2 separate regions of the Mus musculus genome follow, and region 2 is linked to region 1. A link is a loop called in an ENCODE intact Hi-C map of the cell type or tissue named here. Cell type or tissue: left cerebral cortex. All regions are shown on one strand. Each heading gives the region's core, and the rest is flanking DNA. Links, peaks and the distances in the headings are about the cores only.

Region 1 (15,639 bases), core at 3,805-11,804:
AGCTCTGTTCTGTATGCAAGCTAGCTTCTTTCTTTGGAAAACAAAGGGACTCTTTCTATTCTCCAACCTACCTTTCTTTCTCCTGCCTCCATACTTATAACTAATATTTACTAAGCTCCCAGGAAACAGGGGCACCATAATAAATAAAACTACCAAATAAGAAAAAAGAAATATTCTGCCTTGTATTCTGGAAGGGAAAACAGAGTAAATAAATGCAATATGTAATTAAAACTATATGCCATATAATTTTAGAGACTATATGAAAAGAAGCAGGGGCTGGAGAGACAGCTCCGAGTTAAGATGAGCATTGCTCTTGCAGACAGCTGGAGTTTGGTTCCCAGCCACTTTCGGCTGCTCAGAACTGCCTGTAAGTCCAGCTCCAAGGGATCCAGTGCCCCACTTTGGCCTCTTGGGACGCTTTACTCATGTGCACATACACAAAAAGACATACATGCTTCCGCATAATTAAAAATAACAAAAACAAATCTTTTTGTTTAAAATGGGGTAGAAGGGTCTGGCAGATGTGAGACCACAGGGAGACCACCATGCTTAGAGGAGAATGGAAACCCAAGGGATGTCATGGGAAGTGTGTGGACACTAGCTCGTGTCGGGATTACAGATTGGGAACTGAGGCTGGCTGAGAGGAAGCTGCGCACTTACCTAGCTGAGAAGAGAAGGAAGCAGCATACAAAACCCACAACTGTCCTGACTCTTTCTTCTGTCACCTCGGGGAAACTGCCAACTGCGTCAGTACATCCGCTTATGTGACCAATAGGATTTCACGCATGTTGAGCAAGTTAACTGGATGGATCTTTCCCCTACGTGCGTGAGAACTGAAACATCCCGGTGCCATTCTGACCCTCCATTGTACTAGACAAGGAAGTCAAGATGAAGTCAGCTCCCTTGCCCAGGGTTGCACAAAGCCATGTAGCCACATGGAGATCTGAACCTACCTGAAGGGCTCTTCCCAACTGTAGTTGGGAAATATTCAAGTGGACGGTACAGCCGGCTAAGTGGTGAGATTAACCCCAGATAAGAGGAAGGACGCCTATTCCATTGTCCAGGGAAGGAAGAGGGAAAGGGCGAGGTTCTCTGTGGGGCGTGGGTCAGGTGGCAGGAAGCAGAGGACGTGCCTGTCTAATGGCTCGGTTGGGTTTTTTTTGTTTTTGTTTTGTTTAGTTTACTGAGAGAACTCACCCAGATCATCTTCAGGAGCACACATGCTCAGGTGATGGGGGAAGGGCACTGTTTTGGCAAGTGGCCAGAACAAGGAAGCCAGGAAAGCACCTGCCTTGATGCTGAGCCAGTGGAGTTGAGGATGGTCAGGGATTAGGTCCGGGTGAAGGAGAAGCAAAGGCGGGAAGGCTTGGTGGTGAGACCTGCCGTGGGATGGCCAGGTGTCTGGGGAATAGAACAACAGCTATGGGTGTGCTGTCTGCAGCACCCTCCACCAGAAGCGTGCCTCAGAGGGGGCAGTTCTTCCTGGAGGAGATAAGAGGCTCAGCTGGGCTATGGAAAAGGGAGTGGGGGTAGTGGGAGGCACTCTGCAGCCATTGGAAGATTATTGATCTGTAAAGTTGGTAGTACTTCCAGGCTCTTGACCTTTTGTTGACAGGTGCTGGGTTAGGCAGTCTGTAAAGAACATATCTTGACCCCCACATCTTCTCTGGGGGTTCACTGTCACAAAATGACAATGAACAATGTCACAAGTATGTGACAATGTCTCAAGTATCCAGGTTGGTCTTAAACTCTCTATGAAGCTTGCAATTCTGCTCTTCCTGCCTCCACAAGTACGATTTCTTTTGGAGGTGGGAGTGGGATTCTTCCCTGTGTTAGGTCTCGATTCCCTGCACACGTGCTGACACACATTTTACAGGTGAGGAGACAAATCTGAGTCCCAGCCCTCCTGACTCAGTGGCCCTCTCTGGCTCTAGAGCTCACGTGGCTCTCTCGTTACTCAGACTTCATCTGGCAAAGGAAGTGTCTACAGAATCCAAAAAAAGGTGTTGCATGTCCTGGAACTGTAGTTACAGGTGATTGTATGCTCCTTGAGGTGGATGCTGGGAACTGAACTCCAGTCCTCTGGAAGAGCAATGCATGCTCTTAATCACTGGGCCATCTCTCCAGCACCATCTCTAGATGTCTAAGTTAGCATCCACAGCTGCTCATGCCTGCTAACACCAGGCATCCTTCATGGTGGTGGACACCCTCTGATTCCTCTGTCTGTACTGTCTCCGTGGTCCATTTGAACCCAACCTCTCCTCAGCTGCTTAGGTCAAAAGCTGGGAGTGGTCTCCAACTGCTGCCCACAGTCCCGCCTCCCAACCACAGTTCTGCCTCTCACTTTGGCAGAGAATTCCCCCACTTACCTCTTCTCTGCCACATCCACCCAGCCTCCCAGCCCCCTCACCTACACAGGTGAAGTAGCACACAGCCTGGTCTCTCTGTTTCCACCCCCACTTAACCCTTCCCCCTCCCCCTCCACCAGGCCAAGCCCATTCTCCATTTAGCAGCTATGGTCCCTAAAGCTCAAAACCACACCTTGTTCAAAGCTAAAACCTATCTAAGACCTTGCTGGAAGCATACTAAGTTCCAAACACCCCAGGCAACAGTGTCTAGACTTCCTCCCCCTCCACCCTAGTCTTTCCATCATGTCCTCTGCCTTGGGCCCCTGTGCTTCCTTGATGTTCTCAGCATGATTGATACCTTCGCATCTCAGGGGCTTGGTCATTACTGTTCCCTCTGCCTGGGACACCTTTGCTACCACCCTGCCCATGTCATCCCTCCAATCACCTTCTCTGAACCGTGCATTCTCTTCTTGTCTCTGCCCTTCTCACACTGCGTGCAAGCACTTATCGGTGTTCAATGTCCTTCGTGGGTATTTTAATTTATTTTTATTCAGAATAAAATTTTATTCAAGTCTGTCTCTAACAACTTGAGTGTCAGCTCTGACGAGGGAAGATGTTCAGCTACTTAGCCCTCTGCCCCTCCAATAGAAAGAACAAGGACTGTGTCTCCCAGAGGATTTGCGAGGTCCGGGACCTTTCCTACCTGGTCAACCACTGAATTTACCGTACTGATCTGGTGTCTGGTGTATGCGAAGGGATGATATACTGGGTTCTCTGTGTTTCAGTGGGGTGGAGAGGGGGAGCCACAGGCTTCCTTAGGGACGCCCAGCTCTTCTTCCTGCCTCAGCAAGCCCCAGGCCTCTCCAACACCCTCCAGTATCTGCAAAGCCCACCTGAGTGGGAAATGCGTTTGCTCTGCTCATCAGGAGGGACACCCTGTATTTATATCATATTTTAGCATTTTCAATTGTGTGTGTGTGTGTGTGTGAGAGAGAGAGAGAGAGAGAGAGAGAGAGACAGACAGACAGACAGACAGACAGAGACAGAGAGAGTGAGAGGGACAAAGAGAGGGAGACAGGGAGAGGGAGGAGAGGGAGACAGAGAGAGGAGGACAGGGAGAGGGAGAGGGAGAGGGAGAGGGAGAGGGAGAGGGAGAGGGAGAGGGAGAGGGAGAGGGAGAGGGAGAGGGAGAGGGAGAGGGAGAGGGAGAGGGAGAGGGAGAGGGAGAGGGAGAACTATGAGTGCCTTCAGAGGCCACAAGAGGGCATTAGATCTCTTGGAGCTGGAGTTACAGGATGTTGTCAAGCAGCCTAACTCAGGTCCCCTGCAAGGGCAGTGTTAGCGTTTTTTGTCTATAAAACACAACAGGCAGTACTTGCTCTCAGTGGATAAGCTACCTCTCCAGCCCCTATTTTATATAGTCTATGAACTCACACAGGAAGGAGTTCTTTAAAGTTTTAAAAACACACCCAGTGTCGGTAGGATTCACAATTCTTGGTGAGAGGTTTAAGCCCTTGCACCTGTTCTCAGCATTACCAGGTCTTCCACTCTCTCTAGCTCAGATCCTCAACTGGTGTGGTCTTAGTTTTAGTCTCCATGGCCGCTCCCACAGAGCTCTTGGTGTTTTGAGACAGCGTCTCCTCCTTACCATGTACCTTAAATTCATGATCCTTCTGCTTCTACCTCCCCTGTGCTGGGATTTAGGGCTGCGTGTACCAGCACACCCCATTTATGCAGCACTGAGGATGGAGACCAGAGCTTTGTACATGCTAAGCAAGCAATCTACCCACTGAGCTACATGCCCAGTCTAGCCTTGTCTGCCTTGAGTCTTTCCAGGCAGGCCCTGTTCCCAGCTAAGGCAGCATTCTGACTTCTGCACCAAGAGCAATGCTTCCCCACAGGGACAGGTGCCTCTTGTCGGGGACTGAGGCCCACTGCCATCCTACCAGACACCACGCCCCTCTCTCTTGCCTTTCCTGGCCTCAGTCTTACTCAGCTCCTGGGTCTTGGTTCAAACATCACCTCCGCATTCTATGACGCACCACACCGTGCTGGGCGCCCCACCTCTAGGATCCCTTCTGAAGTCTCACAATGGCAACAGTGGCATGTAACCCTTTGGTCCTGACTTGTCAGTGCCTGCACCCTCTTCCTTCACCAGAGGGAGAGCCCACTGAGGGCAGGGACCAGCGCTGAGTCAGGTCTTTCCTCACTAGCCTAGGCTGAGAGGTGTTAGGAAATGCCCGCAACCGTGATTCTTATCCTCCCCTCCCGGGAGAGTTCAGGGCTTGCTTCTGCATCTCAACACCTGCCCCTCACACTCTCTCCTCTGTCACTTGTCCTGTCCTCCACTCTCGGATTCTAGGCTAGTCATTCCCTCTTCCAGGAATGCTTTCCAGCGGTCAGCCAAGTACCACCTCAATTTACACGGTTCTCTGCTGGGATGGGGCTGTCTCCTTTAGGCCACCCCTTTTCCGCTTAAATGGACAGGACACATCCTTACCGACACCTGTCAGTATCGAACTGTTGCAGTACATTACAGCTGTGTGTTCCTTCTTTTTATTTCTTTTCCTCTCTCTCCTTCTCTGGCCTCCATCTTCCCAGCCCCTTTCTTCTTCCTCTCCAGCCTTTAGGCTCTGTCCTGAGCAGTTTCTGCAGTTTAGCTGCGTTACCGGGTCTCATGCTCAGAGTCTGTGCAAGGCAAGGAAGGACACATCATCTTTATGAAAACTCAGAGGTTTCAGGCTTCTCTAGATCCAGTGCTGTCTGGGCCTGGGCTGGATACCCAGTTTTGGTGCGCAGATGTGGTCACAGCGCCCCCTTGTGTTCAAATGTGAACACAGCCCCTTTCTCACACAAGAGGCTCAGTAGCAGGGCAGAGTCCCTGGAGATATTCCAGAAATGAGAGGTGCCCTGCTGTGCATGCATTTGGAAGCAGGTCCTCTGGATTCCAGTTTAAGAACCTAGAGTCCCTGCTCCCTCCCTGAGTCACAGTTATGTGAGTCTCGGCAAGTTACTTCACTGGGTTGCATGTTCATCTAGCATAAGTATTAAACAAGCATTACTCTCCTATCACTGCACTAGCCGGGATGGAACACCCTCTTGGTACGGGTCCAGTCCCACAAGAGAAAAGCTTGGAGTTGTACAATCTGCCTAGAGAGTCTTCAGTCACACCCTTACCGCCCCCAGCCCCTCCTCTGTTCCCCCATCCCTGTCCATAGCTACTTCTCTGTCACAGCAGTTGTTGGATAGACCCGGAATAGAGACTGGCCTTCACTGTTAGAATAAAATTCAAGTCTTGACTCCACACACCTGGTCCAGCTTCAGATGCCTGGAAGAGATCAAGGTTATTCCTATACCCTAGTTGCTGAATTGGCGGTTCCCTCCTCCAGGGGGAACTCCCTCCCCCATACTTTTGAGATTTGTTCCCCTAGCTTTATGTGGGTCGCTGCTCAAAGGCCACCTCCCCAGAGGCCTTTCCTTCATGGCTCCCTCTACTCTATTTTTGACAAGCAAACCTTTGTGCTGGGGATGTAGCTCAGAGATAGATTGTCTAGGATCCCCCTGTGAGGGGCTGAGGGTGTGGCTTGGCATGTTAGGTCCTTAATTCAATCTTCAGCGTTGAAAAAAGGGGAAAAAAACTTCTTCAAAACTGACCATATAATCAGTCACAAGACAGGCCTCAACAGACACAAGAAGACTGAAATAATCCCATGCATCCTATTAGATCACCACGGACCAAGGCTGCTCTTTAATAGCAACAAAAAACAACAGAAAGCCCACACACACATGGAAGCTGAACAGCGCTGTACTCAATGGTAACTTGGTCAAGGAAGAAATAAAGAAATAAATTAAAGACTTTAGAATTTAATGAAAACGAAGGCACAACATACCCAAACTTATGGGACATAGGAAAACTCATAGCTCTGAGTGCCTCCAAAAAGAAACTGGAGAGAGCATACACTAGCAGCTTGACAGCACATCTGAAAGCTCTAGAATAAAAAGAAGCAAATGCACCCAAGAGGAGGAGAGGGCAGAAAGTAATCCAACTCAGGACTGAAATCAACCAAGTAGAAACAAAAAGGGCTATACAAAGAATCAACAAAACCAGGAGCTGGTTCTTTGAGGAAAATCAACAAGATAGATAAACCCTTATCCACACTAACTAGAGGGCACAGAGACAGCATCCTAATTAACAAGATCAGAAATGAAAAGGGAGACATAACAATAGAACTTGAGGAAATCCAAAACACCATCAGATCCTACTACAAAAGGCTATAATCAACAAAACTGGAAAACCTGGATGAAATGGACAATTTTCTAGACAGATACCAAATACCAGAATCAGGATCAGATAAACCATCTAAACAGTCCCATAACCCCTAAAGCAGTCATTAAAAGTCTCCCAACCAAAAAAAGCCCAGGACCAAATGGGTTCAGTGCAGAATTCTATCAGACTTTCAAAGAAGACCTAATACCAGTACTCTTCAAACTATTCCACAAAATAGAAACAGAAGGAACACTGCCCAATTCATTCTATGAAGCCACAGTTACACTGTGCATTCTCCCTTGGAGATGGAATGGTTTCTGTCTAATCAGGAACTTGTCACAATTCCCTTTCATAGAGGACTTCATGAGAGATTTTTTTTTTCTACTTCTATCATGTTTAATGTTCCAAGTAGATTTTAAAAACTGGTTGAGTGCATATTACTTTTAGCTTCAGAAGAATTCATGTATATTTAAGAGGCATTTAACTATTATAAATTATTTCGATGACTTAAAAATGTCAATACTGAGCTGTATATTTTTAAGTAAATTTTTAAAAAAAGGAAAAAGCGACAGTCACAATCACTCGTTATTTGTTTGCAATGGCCCTCCCTCCGCCCCCACCCCAGACTGAAAATTTGTGGAGGGGCTCCTGTCTCTGCCCACTGCAGCTTCCTGGCACTTGCAGGAGGACCAGACAAAAAGATGTCCAATATTTGCTGAATGAATATTTGACCTGGTGCTTTATAAGCCTAGGGGGACCTGATGGCGGCAGGGCATCCACCTTTGCTTTTTAACTTATCTTAATTTGGTAAATAGAGACCTATGGAGTCACTTCCAAGAGGACAGGGCCACAGAGGCTAAGGAGCACCCTTTGCCCAATGTTGGGGGAATGATCCAGGGAAGTTTTTAGTACTTTTGAGGAACCCTCTTCTTGGGAAGGTTCTTCAGCCTCTCAACTTCTTAATATGGCAAGGCAGCACCCAGAAGCCTGGAGCCCCCTGGTGGCCAATCCCCAGTATACAGAGCCAAGCTGGACATGGACTTGGATAACTGGACTCTCATCTCCCAAGATAGGGGTGAAGGCAAGACAGTTCCATTTTCACAGGAGGAAATGGCACCTTAGAGAGGTTAAGGCAGAGACTCAGCACAAGTTCTGTCTCCAGAGTCCAAGCTTGGGGTGCCCTCCTCACTCACAACAGATACCAGGACTGGGCAAGGCAGTCACCCTATTATAGATAGGACTGGTGACAGGCCCTGTGGTCCCTTGAAGTTGCCATGGGGAAGAAATGAGAAGGTAGATATAAGCACTCCAAAGCAAAGATGAAGTCCCCTTGAAAGCAACGTGTGTGATGAAGACCCGTATGTGGACACTCTTACTTTCATTTCCTATTGCTGCGATAAAACACCAGACCAAAAACATCTTTCGAGAAAAAGTTTTATTTCAACTTACATTTTAGGTCACACTCCATTACTGAGGGAAGTCAGCAGGAACTGAGGCAGAGGCCATGAGGGAACACTACTACTGACTGGCTTACTCAGCCTGCTTTCTTATAGTATCCAGGATCACCTGCCTAGGGACTGGACCGCCCACAGTGGGCTGAGCCCTTCCACATCAATCATCAATCAGAAAATGCCCCACAAGCTTGCCTGTAGGCCAATCTTATGGAAGCATTTTCTCAGATGACCCCAGCCTGTGTAAAGTTGACAAAACAAAACCAAAAAATGGCCAGCCAGGACACTAACTCAACAACCATGTGAAAACTACAAATTTGGTTCAGAACCTATCAGCTCAGCAGACCACTGGCTTCCAAAGACCCACAAGCTAAGAAAGTCATCAGATAGTTCCTCAGACTGACAGAAGGGATTTCAGCTTTGCTATAACCTGTCTACCTGCAGTTCACACCGACATACTTGACCAATGTCTTGATTAATGACTTTCTATTGTCCTAGGGCTGTAAACGTTTGTGTAACTGCTCCCACGGCAGTTTCCCAGGCAACCTCAATTCACATACCCGCCCATGGAAGGTCCCAACTGGTTCAGAACAAACTTTCTCCAGTTCCCGTAGGTGCGAGAGCTGTGCCTGGATGAGACGGGTATAGTGACGATTGTGAATATTCCTAGTACGCATGTGACTTTGTTTACCTGACTTGGGAAAACAGAAAAGGAGGGCCAGGGCTCTCTGAGCCCACAGAGGTGTGCGGGAATGCATGGGTGTTGGTCCCTTCTCTCTTAGAGCTGGTAGCTGTGCCTAGAGCGCCCTATACTTCAAGGTTCATGTTGCTCTACAGGGCCCATCCTTCCATGGGGTACAGGTAGGACACGGGGCTCAGGTTGCAGGGCACTGGACACTTTAAATAATCTGCAGGGCTCAAGCGACTCTGCAGGGTACAGCCACTCCACACGGAAACAGGTCAGTCCCAAGGTGCCGTGCACTGAAGGGAAATCACTTCACAGTGTATAGATTACTCCACAGTTGCAGGGCAGTGGGGTACAATCACTTCCCCGGACACAGGGCAATGTAGAGTGCAGAGCTCAGGTCACTCCGCCACGGGGCTCAGGTCACACTGCGATACACAGGTGGCTCCTGCCCGGTCCCCTCCATTCCCAAGGCTCAGGTCCCTCTGCGATACACAGGTGGCTCCTGCCCGGTCCTCTCCATTCCCGGGGCTCAGGTCACACTGCGATACACAGGTGGCTCCTGCCCGGTCCCCTCCATTGCCGCATGGGTTGGCTTTATCTTTCGGTTGCTTGCAGGTGCAGGGTCCTGCTGGGGCCACAGGGTCACTGGTGACTAGGCTTGGGTTCCCAGGCTGTGGAGGCTCAACTTGCAGCACACGGCGGCCCTTGCCGATGGCCAGGCGCGGCAGGCCTCGGTTGAGGCCATCCAGGAGGGCACAGGCCTGGCAGAGCTTGTGGCTGGCCAGGGCTCCGCAGCGGGAGCAGGTGCCTGGAGGAGGGGGCTTTGCTGCCGGAGCCAGAGCTAGGCGCTCTGCCGAGTGCACGAGGTCCAGCACGGCTGATGGTCTGGCCGCCTCCAGGAGCTTAAGCAGGTCCCGGGCATGACCACGGAAGGCCTCAGGGGCATACACGCACTCCTCGGAAAAGTAGCGGAGATGGCGGAAGTGCGCATACAGCACCACCTCCTTCTGCGAGGCAAACTGCAGAGGCCGGCACCTGGGAAGTGCGCACCCCTCGCCCGTGGAGCCCAGCACCCCACCCCTCGCCAGCCTCCCAGCATCACCACGCAGGAAGTTCATGAGCACCGTCTCAGCCATGTCGTCAGCGTTGTGGCCTGCGGGAGAAAGAGCTCAGGTCAGGTGAAGGATTAGGACAAAGAAGAGAAGGTAAAAAGTCCCAGCTCATTTCCTGGTTTGAAAAGTTACCGAAATCCACCAATCCCTGAGCCTGAAAACCCAGCACTCTGACTTGAAATGTCACCAATCCCCACCTTGGAAATCTTCACCCTGTAAACTCTTCCATGTTAAATACTCTAAGCCGGTCCCCTGCTCAGTACTCCATGGCTTCTCACTGCAGCAGAGGCAGCCACCTTCTTGTGTCACTTTCAATCAATCTCTTGTGCGAGATTTGTTGTATGGTGTGACTCTGTGATATTCCTTGGCTCCTGACTGCCAAGATACCTTTCCCCCTCAGAGCTGTGTCACCGCACTCATAGCCTGCTGTTGCTCTTGCCAATGGCCAGACTCAGTAGGCCCCAGCTGAGGCGTGTGTACAAGCCTGGTATTTACACGAGGAGGGGGGCCCCAAGAAGCCCTGGACAACAGGAAAAGTGGAGAAGAGGCCGGGAACCCCTGGAGCAGATGAGAGGACCCGGTAGATCCTCCCTAAGGAGAAAATGTAAAAGGGACCATAGAGACACTGGGGCCTGGGAGAGTGGAGGTGGGCGTTGGAACGAACACTCAGAACCCAGAGATAAAAAGGAGGGACAGTGGAAGTTCTCAGCACCATAAAGGGGGGGGGGGGAGTGGAGACCCCAGCCCACCCCACTATCTTGCACTTCCTGGCACACTACTCTTCCACACCCACACCGTTCCTGCTGCACACCAGTGCTCACCTGTCACAATATGTGTAGCTCCCACAAGGCGCGCACCCTCCTCCAGCGCGCGCCTCCGCAGCACCCCGCAGAAGGTGCAGCAGGAGCGACTGCGGCCGGAGCCTGCGGTGCTGCGGGCCACGGCGTCCATCGTCCAGCCCCCGAAGAGATCTTCGTAGGCCACGATGGTGAGCGGCAGCTCCCAGCGCGCCGCCTGACTGCGCACTGCCTCCAGCGCGGCGTCCCGGTAGCCGCCGATGCCCTCATCCACCGCCACCAGGTGCAGGGTGATGCCCAGGCGGGGCGCAAGCTCACGCAGCACGTGTGCCAGCACTGTGGAGTCCTTGCCACCAGAGGCACCCACGGCCACTACAGCGCCCGGCGGCAGCAGGTGCCCGGCAAGCACTGTATGTAGCACCTCAGCCTCAAAGGCAGCACAGAAGCAGGAGCCGCACAGCGCCTGCCCAGAACGTGGGCGACGGAGGGCAGCACGGGTCTTGTGACAGGAGAAGCACGTCGGGGCGGGCATCTTGAAAGAGAACTGGGTCGTCTGAGAGGTCTACACTGTGGAGGAGAGAGAAGGGAGTCATCTGGGGAGTCTACACTGCAGGGTTGACGGGAGAGAAGAGGGGAGGGGACCACACAAGATACCCAAAAGGGAAGCTGGTTATCCAGGATATCTGCATTTCAGAGCTGAGGGGAGAAAGAAGTGGATCACACGGATAGTCTGTGTTGTGGGGAGGCTGTGGAGATGGCGTCCTACTGAGTGGCCCTGACACAGGGGAGCCCACGGGAAGGGCAGCTTCTTCCTATACCAAGAAAATAAAAACCCGACGACAGGGTTTCAGGGAGACAGAGGGGGAAGCCATGCAAAGGATAGACAGAATGGAATTGTGTCTGTTTTAGGAAATGGAGCACAGTTTTGCAGTCACTCTTGCTACAGTCTCAATCATAGACAACTTCCAGAGCTGACCAGATCCCGGAAGAGCTTGCTACTCGGAAGCAGAGGGCTCCAGATGTTTGGATTTTAGTAGGGGAGGTAAGATACTGGAACCCCGCATGAGGTCCTGATTGCTTCCCCTGGAAGGCATAGTGGCCTCTTCTAGGCACACAGAAGCTGCGTGCATCTCCTCTACATCACCAGCTGTAATGAATCAGTAAAATCTCTCCAAGCTCAGGCCTCTCCCCCAGACCACCTCATCTCCAGCGTGGACTACCCGGGAGCATCCCGCCTTTCAGAACAGGTCAGGCTGTCCCTGGGATTTACCACAATGACCAGAATGATCTGGCAAATATTTGTTTACTGTCAGGAACTTCCATGAGGTCAGGACCGGTACCACTGAGCACTGCATCTCAACTCCGACCTCCCTGATTCCTTTCACCGAATGGTGTCCTGCAGTGGAGCTCAGGTCTGTCCTTCCAGATGCTCAGACTAGAAGCCCTGAGGTCTAGGACCACTCTGGTCACTCATCCTGTGTGGGGCTCAAAATTCAAAGTCCAGTCTTGACTTGTTCTCCAAAGGTCCCTAGTCCATCCTCAGAACTCATGCTCAGATCCCCTAAAAGGATACAGCCAATCCTTCTGTGGCCTCAGATGCCAGACACTTCCCACCTACTCCATGGCCAGGGCTGCAGTAGAATTCTAGTAACTCGTCAGGAGTGGTAACGCACGCCTTTAATCCCAGCACTTGGGAGGCAGAGGCAGGCGGATTTCTGAGCTCAAGGCCAGCCTGGTCTACAAAGTGAGCTCCAGGACAGCCAGGGCTATACAGAGAAACCCTGCCTCGAAAAACCAAAAAAAAAAAAAAAAAAAGAATTCTAGTAAATCGCTGTATCTAGGGTAAACTTTAGAATGAAATGGTTGTCTTTCAGTGTACCAAGAATAGACATCAAAATGAATTGTTCTCTAGAAGTACTTTGACCTTGAAGACGTCATCGCAGAAGACGTAGATCATTTTCTATTGTCTATGAAGTTGTTTTCTGAAGGAGCTTTAGGGCCTTGGCATGACTTGGTACAAGACAGTCCTGATACATATGCGATGTCTTGCATTATTGAGTACAGCAAACAGTCCACAAGAGGGACCAAAGTTTCAGGGGTGTGATGTTTCCTTTGATGAGGAGTTTTGGTTTGAGAAACTTTTTAACCCCCCCCCCCAAAAAAAACAACTTTTGTGAAGAAAAAAAAAGACTACCTCCACCTAAATCTTCACATATTATTTAACTATGCAACCTAATTCTTATTTTATTTTAAAAGTTTTTCTGCTGCCCAGAAGTACCTGTCCTAAAGGAGACACAACCTAAAGTAAACGCTAAATAAAAAGAAAGAGCCTGACGTTCAGTTCATTGAGGCTGGACCTCCTTGCTGCCTTGGAGCCCGATTACATTCTAAGGTGACCCTCATTGTTTGATTATCCTGCACAACTCAGAACACTGGCACAGCCTGCTTGTCTGGGTCACTGGTCTCTGCCTTGGCCTCCCCTCCTTCACGACAATTTGCATATAACAACCTGCAGATCCAGCCCAGTTACCTTTTTGACAGGTCCGTGAATGATGCTTGGGAGGCCCCGTGGCTCCTTTCCAGAATGCTCTCAAGTATCCCAGGAACACTCCTTTCCTCTGGCCCAAAGAGTTCTTTCTGATCACTGAACCCAGCAAGCAGCCCTCAAGACTCCCCTAACTCTCCTGGCTGAGCACTGCCCCTTGAACTATCCTCCTCAGCCTTTGTTTCTCCCCTTCCTCTCGCCCGGATTAGGTTCACACCAGTCTCTCCTCACTTCTCCTCACGCCCTGCCCAGCAAGCCCTAGAATCATCAGGCTCAGAGGTGCCTCCAGGCTTGACCTCCTAACGACCCACTTAGGATCCTTGCAGGGCACCTTTCAAGTGCTCCCCAAATCTGTCCCTTCTGCCTGGCTTATCTGTCTCCTGAGAGTGCCCACCACCTTCTACCCCCGCATTTATGCAGAATGGCGTGTAAATACACTCTCTGTTCTCAGTCATCTAATCCTGTGAGGGGGTTGCTATTGTAAGGAGTAGCTTACAGACACACGCAGAAACAGAAAAGGGGGATACCACATCAGTAGTAGCCCTGAGATCATGGAGGGAACCTGGTTGATAGATATATCAGTAGTCTTTAGCTGACGGAGCGAACAGGGCTTATGCTAATTAAGTAAGTATCTGGGATGATGGGGGAAAGAATTGTGTACAGACTGGCGGCAAACCCCCGAGGTAATAACAGGCGTGGTGGTGCACGCCTTTAATCCCAACACTCAAGAGGAAGTGGCAGTTGAATTTCTGCAAGTTCCAGGCTAGCCTGATCTACAAAACAAATTTCAGGGGTGCCTCCGGGTGGCCAACTCTCCTAAAGGGCAGAAGAGGCGTCACCAGAACATATTTAACAGGGGCAAGAGAAGGCAGATGATCTGTTACCACCAAATGAACAAAGCGGCCTGGCAAGAGACCAGACTAGGAGATCCTGGCCAGAACGCGAGTTGACAATCATAAAAGCGAGTGCCAAATCTCTAGAAAGACCTTCAGCTCTCCCGTGGCACCATGGCCCCAAGCCCGTAGGAACCGGAGGAAGAGGAACACTAACCTGAGTGGAACGAGCTGAGTACTCTGCCTGCCACGCGGAAGCCTGGAGCGGAAAAATGCCCTGGGACTACAATTCCCATAAGGCCTTGAACTGCTTTGCCTACGACTTCCAGAATGCAACAGCTCCAGACGCGGGCCTGTAACTCTACAGCAGCTTGGACTCCAATTCCCAGAAACACTTGAGAGTACAGCTTTCCTTCTGCCAAATGCCTCCCCACGGGCCGACTCTGTAGGGCGCACACCAGGGCCTGGGAACCGAGCCCAGAATCCTGATGTTGTCCGGCAACGCGAGGTCACCAGAAGGGAAGTTGAAATCAGAAGTGGTTGAAATCAGAATGGCTGCAGTATAATTTCCTAGTTTTGTGGACTATCATATACTTCTGCTACTTGCTTGCTTCTCAGTCTCTGTTACTGTTTCCCCCTCCCTCTTCTCTGTGTCTCTCTCCCTTGCTCTCTCTTTCTTTGATTCTCTCCCCAGGATCTTACCATGTAGCCTAGGCTGTCCTGGAGGAACTAGCCATATAGACCAGGCTGGCCTTGAACTCAGAGACCCACCTGCATCTGCCTCCAGAGTGCTAAGATAAAAGGTGTATGCAATCTTGCCCCTTTCTGTCTTCCTTCCTTCCTTCCTTCCTTCCTTCCTTCCTTCCTTCCTTCCTTCCTTCCTTCCTTTCTCACAAAGGTGGAAGGAGTCCAGATGACACACAGCTATGTAAGCTATTGTAATACACATCAGTAAATTGTCGTCTTGTACTGTTTAAGGTCACCGGGAACCTGGCGTCCCAGCCCGACTTTAGACCCAAGCATTTTGTCTTAAAGCGTTCTCCAAGACCGCTTCCTCAGTCACCAGCCGGCTTCCTGGTCCTGTGAGAAAGTGAAAGAGAACAGCCAAATAAAGTGGAAACGCTACTTCCTTAAGAACAGGAGAGTAAGTTCTTAGAAGAAAAATAGTGTATCCTTGAACACAGATAGGATGGGACCCATTCCCAGAGACCTCTGCTACTTCTCATCCCATAGGACATCTGTGGTGGGAATGGTTAGTTGGGAGTCTGTCTTCCTGGGATCCTCTTCTTCAGCCTCCTGCAGACTGTGTGTGGTTCCCAGCTTCCCCAGTCTGTTTCTACTGGATGTTTGTTTCATGTCTGACCTGGTGCCCCATTATCTTTCTGCAGTTTGCTGTTTATGCACTTGAAATGAAAAGCATTCCTACTGTGGATCATTCTCCAGTTTCAGACAGCTTTCTACCGACGAACCACACTCCAGCCCCTCACTAGGGGATTCTAGGTAGGGACTCGATTATTGAGCCACTTACTACCCAGGAACTTACTGGGAAATTCTAGGCAGGGGTTTTAACACTGTGCCACACCCTAGCCTCTCATTAG
Region 2 (15,639 bases), core at 3,712-11,711, 100 kb before region 1:
CCGGAGATCTAATGCCCTCTTCTGGTATCTGAGTGTATGCACACTCATAACATTAAATAAAAATAAAAGAGATCTTTTAAAAAGTCCATGTTAATAGCTATCCTTAAAAAAAAATATTTATTTTGTTCATGTGTTACAAGTTTGCTCATGCTGGGCCTTTACTGCAGTTCTCAAGAGCTTTTTAACTGCCGAGCTGTCTCTCTATCCTCCAGCAGCTACCTTGTAAAAATTACATTATTGTATGTGGGCATGATACAGAACGTGTGTGGAGGTCAAAGGACAACTTGTGGGAGTCACTTCTCTCCTTTCCACTATGCGGGCTGTGGGGATCAAACTCAGGTCATCATGCTTGGCCACAAGCTCTTGTATACACTGAGCCATCTATCACTCCAGCCCAATCATTTGAGTGATATAAAAAATATTTAGATTCTAGGATTCTATGTACGTGAACTTTTACCTGGATGTATGGACTCATATTACCTGGTATCTGCAGATATCAGAGGAAGGCATTGGTCCCCTTGGAACTGGAGTTAGAGATGGTTGTGAGCTATAACTGGGGTTGGGCCTGGGTTCTCTGTGCTCCTCCAATGTTCTTGAGCACTGAGCCATCTCCAGCCTCAAAAGCCTGGACTTAAATAAGCTTGTTTCTATGATCTCATATAATATGCATGAGTCTAATCTAGCAGGTATCTCTGTTTCAAGGTGGGGGGTTGAAGTAATGTAGGACGAGAAGGATGTTATCAAATAAAAACACACATGGTACAACAGCTGCTGTCACAGGTGTCACAGAGGAAATGGGGTCTGTGGAGGGGTAACCGGGAAGGGGGATATCATTTGAAATGTAAACTAATAAAGTGATTAATAAAAAAAACAAAAAATAAGAGAGAGGGAGAGGGAGGGGAGGAGGAAGGGAGAGAGAGAGAGAGAGAGAGAGAGAGAGAGAGAGAGAGAGAGAGAGAGAGAGCCAAACAGCATAAGACAGTTTGTCTAGGGCAATCCAGGAGGCCTCATGGAGGAGGTGACCTCACAGAGACCTGAATGTCAGGAATGTGAGACTAGCCTGTCTCCCAGACCTGATGAGCAGCTTCCTAGGGGTAGGGTTTGGTTAGAGTCATCTCTGGGACTTGGCAGAGGATGTGGATGAATTACTTCCAAATATGAAGCCCGTCTGCAAGACCCTACTTACTGTGCTTTGGATCCTCAGATGACACATTGGACTGACATTTCCTGCGTATGCTAATGGTGTGGGGTAGGGACAGAGCTGACAGAAGGGAGCTGTGAGTCAGATTCTATGTTCAACATTCTGTGGGCTCTGGGCCTGGCGTATAACAGAGACTCAATTAATTGGTGTTTGAAAGGGGAAATTGTGCTGATTGAATAAGTGAACACTTTTCTCTGTATCCTTTTTCTGGTGAACTCTTATTCATCCTTTAAGACCTAAACTAAATGCCCCTCTATAAAGATTTCTGTGTTCCCTTTATTTGGGTCTAAGGTAAGTCAGGATGCTCAAACACATTTACATTTCATCTGAAACTTGTGAAATTCATCTGGGTCCATCCAAATGTTTTGAATGTTTGTATTTTGAAACATATACATTTACCCACAGATCATATCAAGATGGGGAAAATAACCTCTCTCTGACAAAACCCTGAAAGCCCTTAGCATACAGCACAGTTTGTTTGTTTTTTGTTTTTTTTTGTTTTGTTTTGTTTTCTAAAGTCCACGGGAAGGCTCTTTGGTGAGTTTAGCAGTGGGTGCTTTCTGCTGTAACTGGGAGTGGGCATGGATGCTGCACCAGACCCTCGAATTCCAGGGCCCCAAGGGAGGCAGGGAGTGTGTCAGGTGATCCAAGGTCAGGCTGGTTCCTGCCAGGACAGGAAGAACTGGTGTTGGGTGGACCCAGAAATGAGACCTAGTGGGAGGGGAAGAGGAAGTGGTTAAAAGACCCTTCTGGGAGGTTAGGAGGAATGGAGAATCTGATTTTTCCATCAGGCCTGTGGGTGGGCTGGGGGTAAGGCAGGAAAGGAAAATGGCAGAAGAGGGATTCTTTGCTTCAAAGTCTAGCTAAAGTGTCTCACTAGCTGAGAGTCAGGGATTCCAGCACAGTCAATCATACTGAGTTTTTGTTTATTTATTGTTTTAAAATCATGTACATTTGTACATGTCTGTAGATGGGTACACGGATGTAAGTGCAGGTGCCTGAGAAAGCCTGAGACATCTGACCCCTCGTGTGCTGGAAACCAAATTCAGGTTCCTCTTGTAGGAGCAGTGCACACTCTTAACCACTGAGCCATCTCTCCAGCTGTACTGGCTGGTTTTGTGTCAATTTGACACAAACTAGAGTCATCATAGAGGGAGGAGCCTCCGTTGAGGGAACACCTCCACGAGATACAGCTGTAAGGCATTTCCTTAATTAGTCATTGATGGGGAGGGCCCAGCCCACTGTGGGTGGGGTCATCCCTGGGCTGGTGGTCTTGGGTTCTATAAGAGAGCAGGTTGAGCAAGCCAGTAAGTAGCACCCCTCCATGGCCTCTGCATCAGTTCCTGCCTGCAGGTTCCTGCCCTGTTTGAGTTCCTGTCCTGAGTTCCTCCAGTGATGAACAGTGATATGTTAGTATAAGCCAAATAAATCTCTTTCTCCCCAGCTTGCTTTTTGGCCATGGGATTTTGTTGCAGCAATAGAAATCTTAACTAAGACATCAGCCCATACTTTAAATATTTGCAATTTTATGTGTATTATTGTTTTGCCTGCATGAATATGCCCGGAAGCCAGAATAGAACATGAGAGCTCCTGCCGCTGGAGTTTCAGCTGGTGGTGAGCTGCTGCGTGGATGCTAGGAGTTGATTCCAGGTCCCTTGGCAGAGCAGTCCGCACTCTCAACTGCTGAGACATCTCTCCAGACCTTTATCTCTTTGACGTTTGTTTGTGTGTACTCCTGCACATGCACGCCACAGTGTTCATGTGATGGTCAGAGAACAATTTGCAGCACAAAACGTATCTGACCTGGGTTGGGCCTCACTCCTCTCCTAGGAATTTTTGGGCTCCCTCAGAGATGAGACTGCTAACTGTCAGCATTGTAGCTAACTACCTTCCCAAGCCCTCCTGACCTGATCTGGAGTTGCACCATCTCTGCTGTGGTCCCACCAGATGACCCCAGAAGCCACCCTGCAATCTCATTTAGATGTAATGGCACAATTACAATGATATAACCAGACATCCATCTGATGCTTACTTCAAACCCCATTGAGAACCCCATTCTGACTATTGTGAAAACCTATGAGCTGGTTCTTTGAGAAGCCCACACTCCTGGGATAGGAGGCGGCTCCGTGGGTAAAATCACAAGCTGGTAAGCCTACGACCTGAGTACAATCCCTGGGATCCACACAGTGGAAGGAGAGAACTGACTCACAAATTGTTCTCTGTTCTACATACACACACACACACACACACACACACACACACACACACACGCTTTTAGATATATCCTGCTTTCTCTTTCTTTTAACCCTCACGCTTAAAACCTATGCTAATTTCTTGCAATAAACTCCAACTTGGGCAAATAAGATGACTGAGCTGGTGAAGGCACCGCCAAGCCTGACATCCTGGACTCAATCCCTAGAACGGAAGAACTGAGGGTCTGCCCTCTGACATCTATGCATCATGTGCTCACATTCGTTCACATAAATAAATATATGCTTTTGTAAATTGAGAAGATCTGTAAAGACTGCTCAGTGGGTAAAGGTGTTCACTGTTGGACCAGATGACTTGAGTTCAGACTCTGGGGTAGAAAGAAAGAACTAACTGCTTTTGATCTCCACACATGTTCCATGCTGCGAGCATGTCTGCATGCAGACATGCACATACACAAAATACATGTGATTTTAAAAAAACAAAACCAAAAGCCTCCCACTCTGCTGCACACTGTATCATCATGAGATCCAGTTTTACCAGAACTGAGGTCCTGAAAACATGAAAGGACTCTGAGGGTGCTCTGGGTGGCAGTGTGGAGCCAGACTCTTCTTTGCTGCTGACACATCTGAAGGCTGCCCTCTGTGCACTCATTGGCTCTGATCCCAGACAGAGGCACACACATTGGAGGTCAGATTTGGTAGTGTTTAATCAGTGATAACCAGATGGTGTTCATGTTCCTGTGTCAGTGACCATAAACACACACATACACACACACACATATTCCATCATGGTCTCCATACAACATATGTAAGAGGTAGACAATTCATTGTCCCCATTTTACAGACAAGGAAACCAAGGCTCAGAGAGAGTACCAGGCTTGTCCCAGTCACACAGAGGAGGGAGGTAGAGGTTGAATGACAGGTAACTTTTCTTAGAGACTTGGGGACTGCTAGCTTCCTTGGGGTACTAGAACTTTCTCAGCCACCATTTTCTGCATTTGTGAGCAGAGAACAGGAGTGGACAAGGGATGAAGGAAGAGGGGTGGGTGGGCATGAGAGGAGGAGAGGGGCAGACGGTCATTTGAAACGAATGACTCTTCGGATCCAGGGGGTGTATTTGCAGATCTCTGAGTAGACAGATGGGTGCTGGGCAGCACCACATGGGTAAATGCCCCACGAGAGGACGCCATGCAGGGTGTCATCACACACCAGGGGGCCACCGGAGTCACTCTGCAGATGGGAGGAAGGAGGTACCATGAGGAAAGAGCTGCCTGGAGGGCTATTGTTGGGTTAGGATACGGAAGACCCTGGGATGGGGCTGGAGAGATGTTAGAAGTTGGGGTGGTAAGGAGATACACACAGAGGTGATGGTGGCATGGGGCGTGGGGGTCAAATTGGGAGGTGACAATGGAGATGTGATAGGTTTGCAGCTGGAATTGGCTCATCCAAGGTGAGAAGACTGAGAGGGATCAAGAGATGGGGGTTGGCAGGGTGAAAAGCAGATTAAGGGAGTGGGTTGAGAAACGGGGTAAAGAGTAGGGAGGGCTGTGGATTGGGGAGGAAGGGAGGAAAAGCAGAGACAACTCTTTCAGTGTCTTAGTGCCCCCCACCCAGTCCAGGAGACAGACTTGCTTGCTGATCTGTCCTTACCTGGCAAGAGTCTTGGTTTCCGTCTGCCTCAGCACAAATCATGCTGTTGGTGATCACACCTGGGTAGAAGGTCTCACACTGCTTCTGGCTAAGGAGAGTTACCTTGGAACAGCTCAGGCTCCTATTGTACTTCACTGAGAACAGGGCAGTCACAGGGAGACCAGTTAGCCCTCTCTTCCAGACCCCGGAATCCAGCCCCAAGCCTTCCTACATACCCAGGGAACCTAACCCCACCCCTCCACCCTTAGGCACAGAAATTCAAACCCTCGTGATCCTCCCTCGGCCTCCTCCCTGGGACCCAGGGTGCCAGCCCCAGCCTCTTCTCTCAGATCCAGGGGTCTAGATCTGAGCCTTCTCCTCAAACCGAGATGTCAGACCTCAGCTCTCTTCCCCCAACCTGGGAGTCTAGCCACGACCTTCCTCTCTTATACCCAGAGGTCCGTGTCCCAGCTCTCTGACCTCACATCGAGGTGTCTGGACTCCAGCCCTCTTCCCCAGATCCAGGACTACAAACTCCATCTCTCTAATCTTACAAACTCCATCTCTCTAATCTTAGATCCAAGAATCCAACCCCAACCTCTGCAGTCCCCTGAGCCAGAGTTCATATTCTAGCCTCTTCCCTCGGACGTAGACACCCAGGTTTCAGCCATCCTCCCTCAGATCTAGGGTCTAGCTCTCACTCAGCCCTTTGGACCCAGGAGTCCAGCCCAGTTCTTGCCTCTTCGGCTGGCTGAGGTCCCCCAGCCTGAGACCTGACACTCTTGCCCTGGCTGAGAGCAGCGGAAGGGCAGTTGCACGGGATGCACGTTGGACGTCAGCATTACAGGACTGCTCAGTTTCAGCATCATGAGGTCGTGTTCATCTGAGCGATGTGGCAGGATGGGGCCTGAGCAAGCCTGATACTTGGGGTGGAAAACAGGTGAACTCGTGGACCGCAGTTGCTCCTTCTGGAAAAGCAGCAAGTGGTCATCGCCAACTCGAGCTCTCAGTGGCCTGGGGGAGGAAGAGTAGCCTGATGAAGGCAAAACCTTCATGGAGACAGAGCCTAACCCTAGTCCTTGGGTCAGAGGGTGAGGAAGTGAAGTGGGATCCTGAGATCAGAGGGTCTGGGAGAGTAGCTGGGGCTGGTCCCCTGGGACTGAGGGAAGAGGCTGGAGACTGGACTCCTGGGTCTGAAGGAGGAGGGCTCAGGACTGAAACCCTGGGTCTGAGGGAGGAGAGTAAGAGTTTGAGGGTTGAAGGCTGACTACTACTCTTTAGTATGCCCGTCTCTCCTTTCATCTTCGTGTCACCTGGTCCTTTGTCCCTGCGTTGCAGGCATATGAGGAGACTACAGGTCTTAAATACAACATGCCCTGGCTGGCTTCTATGGACAGGTGCGATGGACTCACAGCGCCCCGCCCTGGCGTTGCAGCTTGGATCCTGCCTCTCTTGTAGAATGGCTGCCACCCTTAACCTAACCAAAGCCGAGAGAGTGCCTGGGCCCCATCCTCCCCACTACTACATTGCTACTTCTGAGTGGTTCCTTACTTATTTCTCCAGCAATGTGCGGCCGTGAGCACCCAGTTCTGGTCCACCAGGACACCCGCACATTGGAACTGGAGGTTATGGAAGAGGGAGACCTGCCAGGGATGATAGTCACGCTCGCACTGGGCGCCGGAGGCCTCGAGGTCCACGCGCGTGGCGTTTCCCGGGAGCAGCAGAGCCTGCGCCGCTGGATAGAGAAGCGGGACAGGGGGATCAGGTTTCGCCCAGCCAAGTCACGGTTCCGGGTTAATACAGCACGTCACAGGATGGGCCTCTAGGGGGCGCAGCTGAGTAGTAAGCCGTGGGAAAATTAGAGAACTCTGCGAACCAGTTACTGAGGCGTGAAAGGGCAAGAGGGGTTAGAATAGAATGGGACTAAGACACCCCAGGGCTGAGACTGGAGTGGGGGTAGGATGGGGGGCGGTGAGGCAATGTGCAGGAAAGGCAGGGATCTAACCTACCGGGCTGAGACCAGATGCGAGCCTAGGCAGAGCACTGTGCAGAGGGAGTGTGATAGGTAAGGGGGCAGACAGGGGGTACAGAAGGGCAGAGACACAGTGAGCAGTAAGAAGGCAGAATTCTGAGTTCGAGCCTGGTCTACAAAGTGAGTTCCAGGACAGCCAGGGCTACACAGAGAAACCCTGTCTCGAAAAAAACAAACAAACAAAAACAAAAAACGAAACAAAAACAAAAAAACAAGAAGGCAGAATACAAAGGGAAGGTAAAGGCAACAGTCAACACGGTGGAGGCAATATGGAGCAGGAGACAGAACGCACAATGGGGCAATGAGAAGCAGAAGACAGGAGACACAGTGGGCCAGTGAGGAGCTAATGTGGCAGCGAGGAGGAGACAGGGACAAGGTGGGACAGCAAGAAATGGGGCCAGAGCGCCGAGAAGTGCTAGACAAATGAGAAGGGGTGTGCAAGAGGGAAAGGTAAGTCTAGTCCAAGGATGGGAAGTTGCTCCAACACACAGGTTAGGGGTACTGTAGCACCTCCTTTAGGAAGAGGGAGGGATGCAACGGGTCTGCAAGAGGTGAGGAGAAGGCAGGAGAGGCTAAGAGGCGAGGTAGGAGAGGCAGAGAGGTGGAGAAGCTGATGGGGCGAAGGGGCTGGGTTCTCCTAACAGTTGGGTGCGGTATCTGGGGTCAGAGCCCACCTGAGGGTGGATCCTGCTTGGGATGTCTATGTGGGTGCCAGGCCCCCAGGAAGGCGAGCTGACTACGGTTGCAGTGGCAACATTCCCTCCACCTCCGGTCCTGGCCCTTCCCTCCTGTCGCCCCCGGCCCCAGGCTCACCCCAGAGTTGCACCATCAGTAGCGGCAGCAGAAGCTTCACCAGGGACCAGGAGCCAGAGGCAGTGGAGAGGTGAAGAAGCGGGACCCTCATAGCTGATACTTGGCTTGCAGAGGCTGGAGTGGAGGCCTAAAACAGATGATCGGTCAAGACCCCCTGCCTCAGCGCATCTGAACCACTTCAATGAGGTTCACTCCAAAGGCCCCCAGAACTCCAGTCCTCGATCCTCCAGAGGGGACCAATTTGTGCACCCAGCCTTTCTTGGCCACCAGCCACACTGAGCTCCAGGTCCATACTCCTTCGTGGGTGGGTTGGGGTCCTGCTCAGAGCCCGTGGGAACCTCTTCCTAACCTCAGAGCTGAGGGACTTCCCCATGCTGCAGGGAAATCAGGGCTATGAAAGAGTTCCTGCCCGTTGCCCGAGGGTCTCCACCCATCCTCTCGCCATCCACCCCAATAGGGTGGGGTGCAACCCGCTTCACCTGGGAGTCGCCAGTAAGAAGAAAGGAGACTCAGAAGTGGCTCTTGCCCTGCAGTGTGGGCTGCAAACAGTCCTCTGACCAGGGACCCCTGGGCAGACCTTCCCTTTTAACCCTCAAGATCCCGGAAGCTTCCTCCCCCCCACCCTTCCCCTTAGGGCTTCACTCCCTCTCTTTCCCTCTCCCTAATTATAACGTGGGTGGGGCTGGCATTCAACCAGGGCCCCAGATTCCTGCTCAGGGAGGGGCCCTGGAATACAGGCTTCTGGCAGTGACAAGAACACCTTCTGGAGCTAGCTTTCTTGGGGGTTCCCCTATGCCCTCTTTCTGAGAAGTGTTCTCAGGTGTGGTGGGAAGATGGGGGGGGGGCTTACGTCGATGAGATGGTGAGTGACAGAGAGGGGAAACGAAGAGGGGGCAAGGTCTGCTCTGGCAGGAGCCAGAATGAGGAAGAAGAGGGAGGTGGGAAGAGTTCAAGTAGGCAGAAGGAAAGAGTGGGAAGGACACAGACAAATTCCCAAGTGTGTAAACCAAGAAACAGTAGGCTCCTTGTGTCTCAGCATGTGCTGAGAGGGTGGGGGTGGGAAGCTGCAGCTTTGCCCTAAGCCTGTGTGTGAGCATCGTGCACCCTCCCTGTGTGTCTTCAGGTGACACGAGCTAGTGAATCACATTAAGGAACAGGCCACATCACCTTGGCTGACACCCTCATTTTGGGTGAGGAATGGGAGGCTCGGAGAGGGCTGTGACTCATAAGAGGTCACACAGCAAGCAAGTCCGCCTAACAACTAGAAACGATTCTCTCTAGTTCTAGGGATCTCTCCTCAAGAGCTGAACAGAACGTCTGTGTTTTCTGAGGCATCTTGTCTGTGTTAACTTCAGAGGTTGCTTGACTCAGTCCTGTCCAGATTTTTGCTACAGTGACTATGTTGTACCAGCCACCAGCTACTTGGAGCTACAGAGCATTCAAAATGTGTTAAAGGTGACAGGAATTTCCTTTCTGTTTTTGTGTCCTTTGGCTTCATTTTGGCTAGCAGAGACCAGGCAACGCTGACCTCAGTGAACTGAATCTGGCAGTTGGAAAATGATGGTAGCCTCTTTTACTACCTCTTACTCTGTGCATGCGGACCGCACTCACTGCGATCACACTTTTGCATGTGCAACTTCTCATGTAGAGAGAGAAGAACTGAGTGAGTTCTTTCTGCCTGGCCAGCAAGATGGCTTGGTGGGTACCGGTGCTTGCCTAACAACCTGCCTGTGATCCTTGGTCCCCCACATGGTGGAAGGAGAGAATGGACTCCTGCAATTTGCTCTCTGACTTCCACCTGTGCACCATGGCGTGTGCCTCTCCCTGCCCACCCCTAAAAAAAGAATGAGTAAATAAATGGAAAACAAAAATAAACTAAAACTAAAAAAAATTTTTTTAAAGTAACATAAAAAGAAAACAAACTGAGCATTAATGTTAATGTGGCATTGCGTTGATAATTAAGAGTCATTGGGCTTTTAAACCCTTCAGGTCTCAGCTGGGTGGTTGTGAGCATGCACCTTCATCTGTCTGTGCCCACTTTCATGGTCTGCAAAAGTGGGTAGAAAAATAGGACCAATCTCCAAGGGGCTTGTGAGCATTCAGTTGCTTAGTAACATTTAAAAGATCTTTGGGGGGCTGGAGAGATGTTCTGTGGTTCATAGGACTTGCTGCTCTTGCTGAGGACCAGGGTTTGGTTCCCAGCACTCACAGTGGCTGGGGATCTGACCCCTCCTCTGAGCTCCTCAGACAGGCAGGTGCATGTCAGACAAACGAATATACAGGCAAACTCTCATACCCATATGACATTTAAACACCCTCTGTATGGTCAGGACTAATATGCAGTTGACACTCAACAGAATCATTTATCATTTAACAAATATTTATTGAAACCCTGGGATATGCCAGGGACTGTCTTCAAAGCTGGGAACAAAACAAAACAAAACAAAAAACAACCAAACAAACAAAACCAGTGGTGATCATGTCCAGAGTCACAATTTAGTTCAAGTCAGGATTTGATTCCAGGCCCCAGGTCGATCATCAAGTTAGAGCATCCCTATACTATACTCATGGTGGGTCGGAGAGAGTACATGCCAGGGTCCCAGCTGAGGACTTCTTAGGGCAGAATGAAGAGAAGTCAAAGCATTAAGAAGAGGTTGGAGGGGTTGGGTGGTGGGAAGCAGGTCCCCTCTAATTGTTCCTCATAACCTCGTGGATCCAGTTAAAGTATTTGCAGACTTTTGTATAGACACCAGGCTTTCTGGTGACGGCACATGGGTCCTGACCCCAGGAGATGATGCCTTGAAGAGATCCGTTGCAGACCAGGGGGCCTCCAGAGTCACCCTGGCATGAGAGGAGACACAACCTGTTAGAGTTGAGTGGGGTGGTTGGGAGGGGGTGAGGACGGTAGTGAGGGTGGTGGGCAGGTGAAGGAAGAGATTGATGGTGAGAGGCTGGGTGGGATGAAGGTGGGATTCTGGGTGAGAATATAAATGGGGTCAGGGCCCAGAGGTTCTTCATGGGTGGCAGAGTTGGAGAGGAGGGTGAACATGGGGAGGCAGGGTTGGATATGGTTGTGATCAGGGCTGACTGGGGATGTCAGTAAAGATGATGGAGGTTGCAATGGGTATGTGGCTGGAGATCCAGCCCCTGCCTGCTGACCTGACAGGAGTCCTTGCCCTCTTTCCGAACACTGGCGCACAGCATGGTGTCTGTGATGTTGCCCGGGTAGGCCTTCTCACACTCCTTGTGTTCGATGATGGAGACATTGGCACATCGCAAGGAATGAGGCAGGCGCACTGTGGGGACAGCAGTGAAGGGTGTGAGCAGTGGTCACCTGGTTTTCCAACCCCACCACAGTAGCCAGCACCTGGGACAATCCTTGCCCTGAACCCATCTCTATGCTTGTAACTGTTGCAACAGCAATGCATTGAGTAAATTCTTCCTACTACTTGTTCTCTGTGCATTACCTCTGACCCCACTGTGGTAGGTAGATATGATTATTCTTTTTAGGAAAAAAAAAAAAAAACCAAGGTTCAGAGAGGTAAAGCCACCTGCTTTAGATCCCACAACTAGAAAGTTATAGATTTGGGAATCACACCTGCCGCACACCTGTCTCACACCTGTCTCACACCTGTCTCACACCTGTCTCACACCTGCCTCACACCTGTCTCACACCTGCCTCACACCTGTCTCAGTCTTGAGGCCCAAAAGTGAGTCCCTCAGAATTTCTCATCTTCCTTTTAGCTCATCCCTCTCCTGACTGCTCCAGATCACCATGCCTCTTGAGTGACTCTGATCTTTCTCTCTGAAGATTCATCTGGTCTCCTTTCCCCATCTCCCACCCGGATCACGGTTCCCTCAGGAGCCCCTACACTGGGGGCTGGACGTGGTGCCCCATCCAGAAATGAGGCAGCTGGTGCCTGCAGCGACACAGTGTGGGGACAGGGTGAGTGGCTGCACAGCTCGGGTAAAGAAGACGGGAGACGACATCTTCACAAGCATTATGTCATTCCGGTGGTCTTTGTTGGGGAGGCTGTTGTTGAAGTCGGGGTGGGGGAAGGACTCAGTGGCCATCCGCCTCTGCTCACAGCCGTCTGTCTTCTCTAGATTGTGCTCTCCAAGGAGGATCACGTAATGGCTGAGGTGGGAGAGATGTGGTCAGAGGTAGAAAGGTAGGGGGACAGGGCAGGGGTGGGGAGGGAGAGATGATGAATTGTGCCTTGTGAACACCCAGACCCATCTACCATCACTCGCTCCTTCATCCTCATCCTGACTAAGGCCATCATCTATTCTAAGACCACCTCATTCCTTTGTCATCAACTCAACTAGATCCCCATCATACAAACTAATGCCACTCCATCCCCAAACCCTCTATCTTCATACCAACCAGGCCTCCGTCATACACACTAATGCTACTTTACCCTCTCCAGTCTGATCATCCATGCTAACACCACACCATCCCCAACCCCTCCACCCACTGCTGCCACCCCCACACGTTCTCTCTGGACCCAGCCCCTCTCTCCATTCATCTCTCCATCTCCAGCCCCCTCCCAGCCCCGCCCAGCCCCGCCCCAGCCCCCGCACCCACGGCTTGCGGCAGTGGGCTGCTGTCAGGAGCCATTTGGGGGCGATGAGGGTTGCCCCACAGAGAAGCCGTGTCTTCTGAAAGAGGGCCACCTGCCATGGCTGTGAGTGAGGCCTGCACTCATAACCCTTGATGATCCTCGTCTCTCCCCCTACGTGCCCTGAAGGGGGCAAAAGATGAAGTACAAGCATAAGAGGGGGTAGGCTGGTAGAGAGACCCCAGAAATGAAAGTAAGCAAAAGAATAGCTGTTCTCATTCTTAGCTGTCACGTGCTGGCATAAGACTATACTTCCAGGTCATTAGTGGCTGTCCTAAGATTTTGAGGGGACCCAACCCCCACCCCCATTCCTCCTCTTAGTCCCACTTGATTATGCCTGGTATAGCTCAGACTACTTCATGGGGGTGATCTCCAAGCAGGTGTCACTGTAGCTGGGGGGCCTTAGAAGTAGAATAGGGAGCCCCCCTTCCCTCTAAGCCCCACCGTACCTGTTACCAGAGCAAGTGCAATGAGTCGGAGAATCATCCTGGCCTGGAGTAGGGCAGGGCGGGCGCCAGGTTCCCCTGGGGACAAGGAGGGAGGTCTAATCACTTTAAGAGGCGATCAGAATGCTGGCTTTTGGGTTTTCTTCTTTCCTTCACCTGTTGGGTCTCTCTGCTTCTCTGACTACCTGCCTCCTTCCCCCAGGGGAACCTCCTGGTTCTCACACCAATCCCCAAGCCTGTAAGAAAAGCCTTGTGCTTCCAGAGTGGCTTGGATCTAGGCTAGCAGCTTCCTGGATATTGAGAACAACAAAACAGCTGGGAGGGGCTTTGTTGGGCAAGGCTCCTGGCTCACTCAGGTTGAGCTGCTCGGAGAAGGAAGACCCCGGGAGAAAATCTTAGAGAATATTTTTCTTTTTCTTTACATGAGAACCTGGCTTGTTCCACAACTGGGAGCCCCACAACTGGGAAGACAAGGGGGAAGGGGCTAACTACTGGGTAAGGACCTCATTTTTGATGTCCCAACATGTAGAATATTAGGGACCTGTGAGGTCTGTCCACAACCAGTGAAGTCTCTCCCTCCACCTTGCTGAACTCCAGTGAAGGACAGCTGGACTGGGCTGGGTGTGGTTGGCTAAGGGACAGCTGGTGCCTACAGCTGCCCTGGCTGGCGGGGGTGGGAGAGAAGGGCAGGACGAAGCCACCTGAGGGGACGGACTGGACGGAGGTCACTGAGTTTGGGGGCAGCAGTTTAGAGGTGAGAGATACAGAGGGAAGCAGAGTGTGGCTTCAAGTCCCTCCCCATCTTCCAAGGACATCTTCAAGAGGGGGAAAATGCATGCTGGGACAGAAGAGGCCTAGCTTCTAGGATGGCAGTCTTCTGGAATGGGTGGGGGTGGGGGTGGGGGTGGGGATGAGGGTGGGGGTGGGAGAACCTTCCCTTCTCTCCTGGATTCATTCCTGGGCTCTGGGGATGGGAACTCTAAAGGGTGCGGTTGACACTGCAGCAGGCTGGGTCTGAGCACCTGGGGAGAAGGCAGGCAGGCAGGCAGGCAGAGGGCTTGGCCTCCGGAAGGGGGGCCGCTGGGATGACTGGGCTTCTAATCCTGCCTTATTGCCCTGGGAGAGAGCTGTGTGTGGGCCCTCCCAAGGCAGCCTTGGGGTCTGGGAGACAAGATATCACTTGTCTGAGCCCCTCTTCTCCCTGTGGTCTCCTCTTCTTGTAGGTATACCCTTTTTTTTTCCAGCAGGTCTCAGAGTCTCGGGCCCCCACATCCCTCTCTCCCCTCTGTGTGTGTGATTTTGGTCTCTGCCTCTAGGCTTCTGTCCCTGCTTGTCTTTGGATCCTTGTTTCCTCTTGTCACAGCTTTTTGTCCCTACAACCCCTTTCTAGGCCTCCCATTGTGCCTGTCTCTGTCTCCTCTCTAAGGCCTCCATTGCTCTCTCTCCTCCTGTGGGCCTCTCCCTTCTCACAGCCTAGGCCCAGCGGGCCCCTTGGCCTCCTTTGGGCCCTCCCTTCTCCTTTCCAAAGAGGGGGGAATCTGGGGCGTCATAGAGGTGGGGCTGCTTGCCTGGTGAAGGGGCAGGGACAGGACGGTGGGGGAGGCAGGTCAGGGCCTGTGACAGCCATGGCTCAAGAAAGGAGAGAGAAACCTCAGCGGGTGTGCCAGGAGCCCCAGGGCTCCTATGTGGGCCTCCTTTCTCTGCTGACCCTTCCCCGGCCCCCCTGGTCTTCACTGCCCAGGCCTCCGGCACTTACTGGTTTCTGTAGATAATTTCCAGTCACTCTTCAGCCTCCTCATTAGATAGCTTCAGGTTTGAAGCCTCAGTTCTCCTAGCTTATGTTTTCATTTAGATTTTTCTTCCATGGGCCTCCTTCGCCTTACTTCCCTAGTCAGATGTGGGACAAGGCGGGGTAGGCCCAGGCTCTGCCAGCAGCCTACTGTGGCCTCAAACCCTACGGGCTCTGCCTCTTCCTACCCAGGTGACGTGGGACAGGTGACTCCACCCCAGGGAAGCTCAGTTCTCTACTCTGTGACATGGGGGTGCCGGCCCTGCCTTGGGGTGGAGTGGGGATGAACTGCCAAGGGGATGTTGGAAAAGGCTACCATCCTGTGCTTTGGGGTCAGCACACCAGGTTCCCAGCACACTAGGTCCCCTCTTAGGCATTTTTTTAAGCAAGAATGCCTTCTTTTCTGCCTTCTGAAGAGAATGTGGAGACAGGACCAGTGGGGTGGGACTAGCCAACGACTGTAGCTGGGTTGTTTCATCTCTAGACTCACCTTGGACTGTCTCTGAAACAATAAAACATACTGGCATCCCATAGCAGACAGAACAGATGGCTATACAGCGCAGTCAGGCATAGCACACCACCCCCACTCTGGCCATTTATATCCAGTTCATGAGAAGGCCAAAGCTGGGGCTGGAGACATGGTTCAGCAGTTAAGAGCAATGGCTACTCTCTTTAGAGGACTTTGGTTCAATCCCCAGTCCTCGCACAGTGGCTTACAACCCTGTGTAACTTCAATCCCTGGGGCTTCAAATCCAGTGTCCTTTTCTGGTTCAGTGAGCACTGCATGCATATGGCTCAAAGACATACTTGCAGGCAAAATACCCATATACAACAACAACAACAACAATAATAAATGTAAGGCCCAAACCTTTGATTTTAAGACAAATTCTCATTGTG

What was found. Peaks named below come from ENCODE experiments on the same cell type or tissue, not always from the same donor. Only the 100,000 strongest peaks of a DNase experiment are listed, where the experiment ranks them.
Region 2: a loop joins it to region 1, with 3 times the contacts of the local background. A loop is called at or near these places in 25 of 42 quality-filtered maps.

What each region holds. Positions count from the first base shown.
Region 1 is chr7:43,670,695-43,686,333 of GRCm38, reverse strand. Ctu1 (cytosolic thiouridylase subunit 1) reads right to left here and starts at 14,303. Exons shown (of 3, transcript NM_145582.1): 1 at 14,259-14,303; 2 at 10,688-11,230; 3 at 8,036-9,907. The coding sequence starts at 11,195. The coding sequence ends at 9,153. It also overlaps a transcript of Siglece not described here and a transcript of Klk14 not described here. In left cerebral cortex, for the core only: CTCF peaks have their summits at 5,169 (motif pointing left) and 7,616 (motif pointing left); DNase peaks (open chromatin) are centred at 5,167 and 7,623.
Region 2 is chr7:43,773,872-43,789,510 of GRCm38, reverse strand. It overlaps Klk11 (kallikrein related-peptidase 11), which reads right to left and starts at 13,182. Exons shown (of 5, transcript NM_019974.2): 1 at 12,957-13,182; 2 at 12,474-12,630; 3 at 11,758-12,023; 4 at 11,045-11,181; 5 at 10,248-10,726. The coding sequence starts at 12,993. The coding sequence ends at 10,574. It overlaps Klk10 (kallikrein related-peptidase 10), which reads right to left and starts at 8,457. Exons shown (of 6, transcript NM_133712.2): 1 at 8,365-8,457; 2 at 7,886-8,012; 3 at 6,592-6,775; 4 at 5,780-6,054; 5 at 5,062-5,195; 6 at 4,101-4,641. The coding sequence starts at 7,976. The coding sequence ends at 4,489. In left cerebral cortex, for the core only: CTCF peaks have their summits at 3,997 and 6,862 (motif pointing right); DNase peaks (open chromatin) are centred at 3,987 and 6,851.